2 separate regions of the Mus musculus genome follow, and region 1 is linked to region 2. The links are chromatin contacts, found by POLR2A ChIA-PET in ENCODE. All regions are on one chromosome and are shown on one strand. The core of a region is the stretch at or near the end of the contact, and the rest is flanking DNA. Distances in the headings are between cores, read along the strand shown.

Evidence for each region. ChIA-PET counts read pairs that join two places held with the same protein, here RNA polymerase II (POLR2A).
Region 1: POLR2A ChIA-PET joins it to region 2 with 13 read pairs in embryonic stem cell. The contact joins the promoter of Grn here to the promoter of Asb16 in region 2. POLR2A ChIA-PET finds 5 or more read pairs at or near these places in 4 of 5 experiments (Patski and embryonic stem cell).

What each region holds. Positions count from the first base shown.
Region 1 is chr11:102,428,978-102,433,059 of GRCm38, reverse strand. Grn (granulin) reads right to left here and starts at 2,553. Exons shown (of 13, transcript NM_008175.5): 1 at 2,520-2,553; 2 at 1-95. The coding sequence starts at 88.
Region 2 is chr11:102,266,481-102,271,021 of GRCm38, reverse strand. Asb16 (ankyrin repeat and SOCS box-containing 16) reads right to left here and starts at 2,271. Exons shown (of 5, transcript NM_148953.3): 1 at 1,899-2,271. The coding sequence starts at 2,199.

The DNA.
Region 1 (4,082 bases), core at 1,304-3,803, 160 kb before region 2:
AGGCAACAGGGCAGAACTGCCCATCTGGACACTGTGTTCCGGCTACCAGCCCTGCCGCGAAGGCCAGCCAGCTCATCAGGACCCACATGGTCTGCCTACAAATGCCAAGCAAAGTTTGGCAGCCACCTTAAACTCTGTGCCACCTTCTACTCTGAGGCCACGCACTCCCCTGTGCTCTGACCAAGGCCCTGGCTTCATTGAGTCTTCTCAACAAGCCAACAGGAAAGCAAGCAGATGTGTCGCTTGTGTCAGCGTCCTACCAGTGTGCAGCAAGCGCACATGCGTCAGCTGGCACACACTGTGGGCATGAACACGTGTGGATTCATGGCCTCACATACGGCTGAGACTCTGGGTAAGTGGGGGGGGGGGGCACGGGGTATGGCAGTCAGGAAGGCATGTGGCTTTTGTGGCTTTATCTATGGGACTGTGGGCTAACTGGGAGGCAGAGGAGACCTCAGCAGACACAGGAGGATGGCCAGCCCCACTGCCGGCACTGAACTGCCACCTGTAGCTTTCAAAAGCCTTGGGGGATGGAGAGGGACAGTCATCAGTCACATGATCATATGGGAAACCGAGCAGTGGAGAAAGTTGTAAAAACAGAAGTGCAGTGGTCAGTGGGGTCTGGTCTGGCTTCCCTATGGGCCAGCCACCGCCTACCCACAACTGTCCCCCCACCCCACCCAAGGGAAGGGGACACAGAGACTGGATCAGCCTTAAAGCTAACTTCATGGTGAGCCCTTCCCGACATCACCAGGGCACCTCAAACGGACCGCCTCCGTCTCTCCCCCCTCAGAAACCGAAACTCAGCTGCAAGTGGGAAGACCCAGCACAGTGCCTCACTGCCTCAGCAGGAGGAACCGAGCCTCTCACTTCCCTAATAAGCCTTTCCCCAGCCCAGCTGGCCTACCCAGCAACCCAGAATGACCCAACAATATTCAAAGACCCTCTAGGGAGTCTTTCTCCCTCTCCTTACTGTATTTCTCTGCAACAACTATGCAAAACAGTAATTATAATATTACTTTCACTTTTCAAATCCATGCCTAAGGATCAAGTCAGGGAAAAAAGACGGGATATGGGACTGGGTTCATATGCCAACTGGTCTCCCTGAATATTGTCAGAGAAGGACCCTGAATCCCAGAGGCCAGAGGTCCAAACAGGACAGGACAGAGCATTTTTCTGGCAGGTGACCCAAGCAGGATAGAAACAGGGTGGGAGCCGGGCGGTGGTGGTGCACACCTTTAATCCCAGCACTTGGGAGACAGAGGCAGACAGATTTCTGGTTTTGAGGCCAGCCTGGTCTACAGAGTGAGTTCCAGGACAGCCAGGGCTACACAGAGAAACCCTGTCTCGAAAAACCAAAAAAAAAAAAAAAAAAAAAAAATAATAATAATAATAATAATAATAATAATAAAATATTTAAAAAGTAGGTACAGAGACTTGGGTTTTAGTCCTGGAAGTGACACTCTATGTCAGAAATTGCTCCCTGTGTCTCAATTCTTCTCTGCCTGGACACTGGTGGCTATGAAAGACAGGAAATGCCACCCACACATGGCAGGCATGCTTTTGATCCCAGCATTTGGGAGGCTGAGGTAGGAGGGTTGCAAGTGCCAGGCCAACTTGGGCTATAAGGTGAATCCCAGGCCAGCCTGGGCTACATAGAAGGATCTGCCATCTTTCTCTTTCCTTCTCTAGGTCTTTTCAAGTGCCCTTTCACCTAATTCAAAGAACATCCCAGAGGCCATCTCCTAACCAGGAAGGGGTAGGGAAGACCCAGTTCCTCTCAACGGGGCTAGGGAGTGGTGAGCCCCTGGCCACCTCTACACTACACAGCTAGGGAGAACTGGAGCCTTTCAAAGCCCTAGCTCCGACATCTTCCACTAGGTGGCACCCCCCAACTCTGAGTGTCGAGGGGAAATGAATTTCCTAAAAGGTGAGCCAATCCAGATGAGAGGCAGCGGGGGAAAAGTGGCGGGGAGAGGCGGAAATTAGCTCTCTCGCCCCCCAAGAAAGGAAATAAAGCTGACACAACCCAGGGACTCAGCCATCACGCCCTGGTCCTGCTCGCAACCCCTTTGAGCTCTGGGGGCCAAGGGCCGGAGATCCCCACCCAATGCACGCCGCCGCAGAGAACACTTGCAGCGTCCGAAAGAGAAAGAGCCGGACCTGGAGACAGAGGTGGGAAGTACGGACAAGAGAGGAGCTGGCCCAAGAGTGGGGTGGTTCCTGTCCTGGAGAAAGGCCTGCAGCTTTCCGACATGCTGGGCAAGAGAAGCCTCTTATTGGGGGGGAGGGGGTGCGGGGAGGTGTCTCTACAACAACTGCCCCCACCCCTCCAAAAAAGAAAAGAAAAAAACAACCTCGTTAGTGCATCAGAAACCCCTAGGGGAGTTTCAAGAGGCAGGTCTTCTCTTGTCTCTGAGCTGAGACTCCAGAGGACCCTCAATTGCACAGGCAGCCTGGTCAGGCCTCTGGACCTCTGGACAGTAGCCGGGGAGATTGTCTGCAGAGGGTCCTCCTACCTGCGTCGGGGTCCGGGCTCCCTGGGAGGCATCTGGCGGTCAGCTCCAGGACTAGGGCTTGGCCGCACGATGGCCCGCCCACCTCAATTTCCATTAGCCATTGCTCGGAGATCCAGGGCTTCCATTGGTTACTTGTCTACGTAGAGGCGGGACTCTCCTGGAATGCTGTGTTTCTTTTCTACTCAGTTCACATTCCTCCTCCCTTTCCTCTTTCTCCCCACACCCCATTTCTAGGGATCATGTGATTAGAGAATCATATGACAACATAGCCCGCCTCCCCCAGGGCAGAGCTTGCTGGTTTGGGTTCTGGCGGCAGAGTGTTGCAGAGATGAGACACCTCATGCCTAAGGGCACCCACAGTTAGGAGAGCTGCCCTGAGGGCACGCGTTCAAGGTCGTTTACTGGAGGGTGTCTGCTTCTGGATCGGGACTTTTGTACATTCCTGTCTCTTCACGCCTGGCAGACAAGGACTCGAAACCAGTTGGAAGATGGTTGTGAGGGTGAAGATAAATAGTCCCCAGGTTTGAATGGGGAGAGTGGCTTAGACTAAATCTAATAAAGGTTCAAGGGCGAGTACCGGGCACTGTAGATGTGTGTAGGGAGGAGGCAGGAGATTGGCTCAAACTGGGGGGAAGAAGAGATTTAAATCCATATTGATAGCACTGCATTAAATTGAAGCTGAAAGAATTTTAAGAGGCTGATAAGGTGGGACAGAGGAACTTGAAACTAGATTGGGAAAGACAGTGAATCCTTTCCTTGGGTAGTTTATATCTTGTTCTTTACAGACAGCCTCTAGCAAGGGTTGAAAGCCACGTTCAAGATAAGGGCATTAGCCAAGTGTGTGGCACTGCCTGTGGAGTAGGCTGGTGGCTGTCGAGATGGAAGGGGTTTCCTTGTTTCAGCTGTCCCCACCTTCGAGGAATTGTTATGGTGGGTGAATAGAGACCATGGGGGTCAGCCATACAGTTCAGGACAGTGGGAGTCTTACATAGAGAGGAGTGCATGCAGGGTTGTGGAATTCCGTGAGGGCTTCTTACACTGGAGTCCCAGAAAGTGTGTAAGACTGGTGCATCATTCTGCATCCTGATGGTGTTAGCATAGGTGTTCCATGACATTCATACAGGTGTCCCCAGAACAGACCATTGCTTATGCTTCTAGTGAGACACAGCCATCTGCGGAGGCTGAGGAAGGGGTGCTGCTGAACCCCAGGAGTTGGAAACCAGACTCAGCAACATTGCAGCTCACCCTCTGAGTCAGGGTTTCCTGTGTTCCAGACGAGCTTCAGCTTGATAGATAGCTGACACAGAACTTCTCAGTTTTCTGCCCCCATCTCCCAAGCGCCACGATTGCAAGTGCAGATTGCCGTGTTTAGTTTCTGTGCTGCTGGGATTAGACCTAGGGCCTTGAGCATGCTGAGCTACAAGTGCTACCAACTGAGCTACATCCTAGACGCAGCACTGCCTCAAGGGGAAATAAAATGGGGAGCAGGTAAAAGCTTAACAAACCTGCTTCCTTTGTTTCACAAGACAGAAATGACTCCCAGAAACCACGACTTCTGACTTC
Region 2 (4,541 bases), core at 1,022-3,521:
TAGGGGATAGTTTATGCTCTGCTCTGGTAAGTGGTTTTGACGCCCTAGCCGGGTTCTCTACCTAGCTAACACTGAAGAATTTTACAGCTGAAATGTAAGATACCATTTGCTTGTTAAAAGAAAGGCCAGAGACTCAACAATATATATTTTTTTCAAGACAGGGTTTCTCTGTATAGCCCTGGCTGTCCTGGAACTCACTTTGTAGACCAGGCTGGCCTCGAACTCGGAAATCCACCTGCTTCTGCCTCCCAAGTGCTGGGACCACCGCCTGGCAATATTTTTTTTTTGTTGTTGTTGTTTTTGTTTTTTTGTTTTTGTTTTTTGAGACAGGGTTTCTCTGTGTAGCCCTGACTGTCCTGGAATTCACACTGTAGACCAGGCTGGCCTTGAACTCAGAAATCCGCCTGCCTCTGCCTCCCGAGTGCTGGGATCAAAGGCATGTGCCACCACGCCCAGCTAATTTTTTTTTTAAAAAGAGAAAAAAAATTATAAATCTACCATTCTCTCTGGAGAGTAGTTCTATAAGTCCAGATGTCTCTCTGTACAGTTTTCAAGTATTCTATAGACCTAAGGTCGCTGACATGGAAAGATGGCCCATGAAACAATGTCAGCTTCTAATGCTGCATGTGGCCAGGTGTGGAAGTGTGTGGTTGCGATCTATCACTTAGGAGCAGGAGGTAGAAAGATCACAAGTTCAAGGCCAGCCTGGCCCAGAGAGCGAGAGAGCGAGAGCAAGAGAGAGAGAGAGAGAAAGAGTGTGTGTTCCTGTTTCAAAAACAAACCTGTCAATAATGAACTGAACAGGACCTGAAGGGACAAGCACATGACCCCAGTCACTCGGAAAGCTGAGGCAGAAGGCTCACAGGTACAAGATCTCCCTGGGCTATGGAATGAATTGAACGCCAGCCTGGGTAAATAACAAGACCCTGTCTCAAAATTTAAAAAGCTTGCCATCTGTGGCCGGAGCACAGTGGCGAAGACAATGGTTATTAGCATTCAAATTAGAGTTCAATCCTCTAGCCCCCAAATAAGATGGGGCTGGTGGGGTGGCTCAGCAGGAGGGGCTTGGCTTTTCTCCCTACAACACCACTCCCTAACCCCCAAAGTCAGTAATGGTAAGGAAAAATTGCATATGAGTTTCATAAAAACTGTCTACTATAGCAGGAAACTGTAAGAGAAACATGGATATATATGTATGTGTGTATATTTTCATATATATAACGCTATAGTAATATAGTGCATATAATTAACCAAAGCCAAAATTTACAATCTGTATATGTGTTATATGAGAATATAACTTTAAGGCTGGCGAGATAGCTCAGCCGGTTAAGAGCACTGACTACTTCTGAAGGTACTGAGTTCAAATCCCAGCAACCACATGGTGGCTCACAACCATTGGTAATGAGATCTGATGCCCTCTTCTGGTGCAACTGAAGTCAGCTACAGTGTACTTACATATAATAAATAAATAAATCTTTAAAAAGAGAGAGAGAGAGAGAGAATATAACTTTAGCTAGGTGGTGGTAAGATGCACCTTTGATCCCAGCAGATTAGGAAGCAGAGGCAGGCAGATCTCTGAGTTGGAAGCCAGCCTGGTCTACAAAGTGAGTTCCAGGACAGCCAGGGCTATAGTGAAAAAAAAAAAAAAAAACCAAAAAAATTTGGAGGGTGGGCATAGTGGCTCACACCCTTAATCCCAACATGAAGGAGGCAGAGGCGGGTGGATCTCTATGAGTTTGAGGAAAACCGTGGTTGGCCTCAACTGTTTAGGAAAGAGTTAATATGGGTGACTATGGGTCCGTTCTAGGCTCTTTACGGAGAAGTGGCGTATGGATTCTTCTTCCCTTCCCAACCCCCACTCCTGTCCCTCTTCTGTCCTCCTAGGTGGTGTTCCCTACCCTGTTCCGCTGACCAGGCCAGCTGGTTGCTCACAGTCTCCACAATCATATTGGCAGCGTCTTCATCTTGGAACAGGATTTGGAGCTGCTGTAGGTCCCCAGAGAACAGGGCATTGTGGACAGCTGGGTCTCGGCAGGAGCGGCGAGGCCTAAGGAGCTGGGCCTGGGGACAAGGGAGGTCCCTGTGCCTGCGGCACTGCTGGGCAGCAGCTCTCCTCCTGTCCTCCCAGTCCAGCCACTCTCTCTGCAGGCGGAGAGCACGCAGTGTGGAGGATGTGAAAGGAAAGCTCTCCCCTGCCATGAGGGGTCCAGTGGTCTGGGCAGTGCCACCTAGGCAGAGAATCGTTCCTTGTCCCAGCTAGCACCTTGCTCTGGGGAGCCACCCTGCCCCCTTCTTGGTAAGCTGGAGAAACAGCTGAGGCTATAAATAGGCCCCTCACTGCATTGGTAAACAGTTTGCCTAGAGTCATGATCTTAATGCAGATGGTATTGGGCCAGCCTCTGACCCTGCTGGTACCCTTTTGTTGGTCAACAGGGCCTCAGCCAAAGGTCACTCCTGGACCCCACTTCTCTGGAGTGAGCCTTCTAGTCAAAGCAGTCAACCATGAGATGGGTGGGCAGGACAGGGTAGAGGAAGGACCAGGGTCCTGCAGCCTCTGAAGTATTGGCTGGTAAAAAGGGTAGAAGCCCAGGATGGCCCATAGACCTCAGTCTGGGGAAGTGGAGAGAGCTTCCAAGAAGCCAAACCACTCTTCCTGAATTTGAAATAACAGCAACCACTGCACACACACACCATGCTTTCTAGAACTGAAATCACTCTCAGATCCATCTCTACTCAGATGACCAGTCAGTGTTGTAATACAAGACAGATTTGGTCAGGAAATGAGGCCAAGCTAAGAATTTCAGTTCAGCACCTGAGATGGATAGAGACTTACAGGACGTAAGGTTTTGTTGTTGGCAGTGCTGCTGTTTTTGTTTTTTGAGACAGGGTTCCTCTGTGTAGTCCTGGCTGTCCTGAAACTAGCTCTGTAGACCAGACTGGCCTTGAACTCAGCGATCCACTTCCCTTTGCCTCAGGAATGCTGGGATTAAAGGGATACACTACCACACCTGGGTGGAATTTAAGTCTTAAAAAGGTAAAACTGACTCAAAGTTACATAGCTTGTGGGGGTGTGCCAAGGCCTCCAGTGGGCCACACTTTAGATAAGTACCCTAGAGGGTAGTGCTATGTTGGGTAGACAGTTGAGCAAATCCTCTTCTTGTCCCCTCATGCCGAAACTGGGCACGGTCTCTACCTTCAGTGACTAGTTTTTTTTTTCCCTCCCTGGTTTCTAGGGGAATCACGTGCCTGACTGCGGATGTGTCCAGGGATTTGACCTTGGAAGTGGAGACTGAAGGGATGAGACTTTTGGGAAACTACGCCCCATTCGCTTTAGGAGGAAATGGCTGTACTTCCAGGAGCCTCTAGGGGGAGGAATGAGGCCGCGGAAACAACAACAGCTGGTCGATTAGCTGGCAGGGGAGGGTGGAGGGATGTCAGCGGGCTTCTGTCTTCAAGACTGCAGGCTCTGCAGTGTCTTGGCAATGCCATGTGGGTCCCTCCTTGCTCCCGGTGCTTGCTCCCACCCACTCTCCAGCAACCTTCTCCTCCTCTGTATCTCTCACTTCCCCCTGGCCGCAGGCTCCCACACAGAATGTCTCTCCTACAGTTTTGTCCTCAGCTTCAGTTCCTAGCCTCCAGCCTGGATGGGTCTAGCCTGTGTCTCCTTCCTCTGACCACACTCAGCCCTGTCACAATCACCTATCCAAGAAGGTCACTTTTCCTTAAAAATGTCTGCAGTTTGGCTCAGGCTCTTCCAGAGAAATCCCGAATCCCTGGTCTGGCCCCATGCCACACAGCATTCTCACCAGGTCCTTTACCCTTCCCTGCTGTCCCAGTGGCTTGGGGTCTCCTAACTCACCCATTCAAGGCACTCTGCTGTGTGGAGGTGTGCCTGCAGTAGCTACTCAACTAGAAGGCCATCGGATGGGTTTGGCAAAGTACCCATGCCAGAGACATCATTCTACCATGCTAAATGTGGGTTCTGGGGCAGGCCCTGGCATGGTCGGTCTTGACACAATGTTTAGGAGCCCTTGGCTCATGGCAGGCTGGCCTCTCTGAACATTGAATGAAGGTCCCTATTCTCTGCCAGAACAAACACTCACCCACCACCCAGAGTGGGTGGCAGTGACCTGGGCCTTTTCCGGCACGTCCCTCACCCTCTGTTCAGTCAGTCTGTGCTTGGCCCCAGCTTCTTGGTGGTGTTCCAGGGAGGGGGTCCCAGATGAAGAGTGAGATCATGCCTAGTGAGGGTTTGAAGATCCTCAGAGAAAGGCACCTCTATGGACGCAGCTATGATTAACCCCACTGGAAGCCATACCATGTTTTAATTGCCCCGCTGACTGCCTAGCGGAGCACCCACAGCTGAGTTCCCAGGGTTGGGAGTGTGGCAAAGCTGGGTGGGGTCGAGGAGGGCCAAAGTGGTGGGTGTCCCTTCGCTCCCCAGGCATCTAACAGTCAGAGCCTAACCTCTGCCCTGCTTTCTTGCCTCAGCAGCCTGAAAAGTACTCACTACAGCTTTGTCCCTCAGAGATACCACTGTG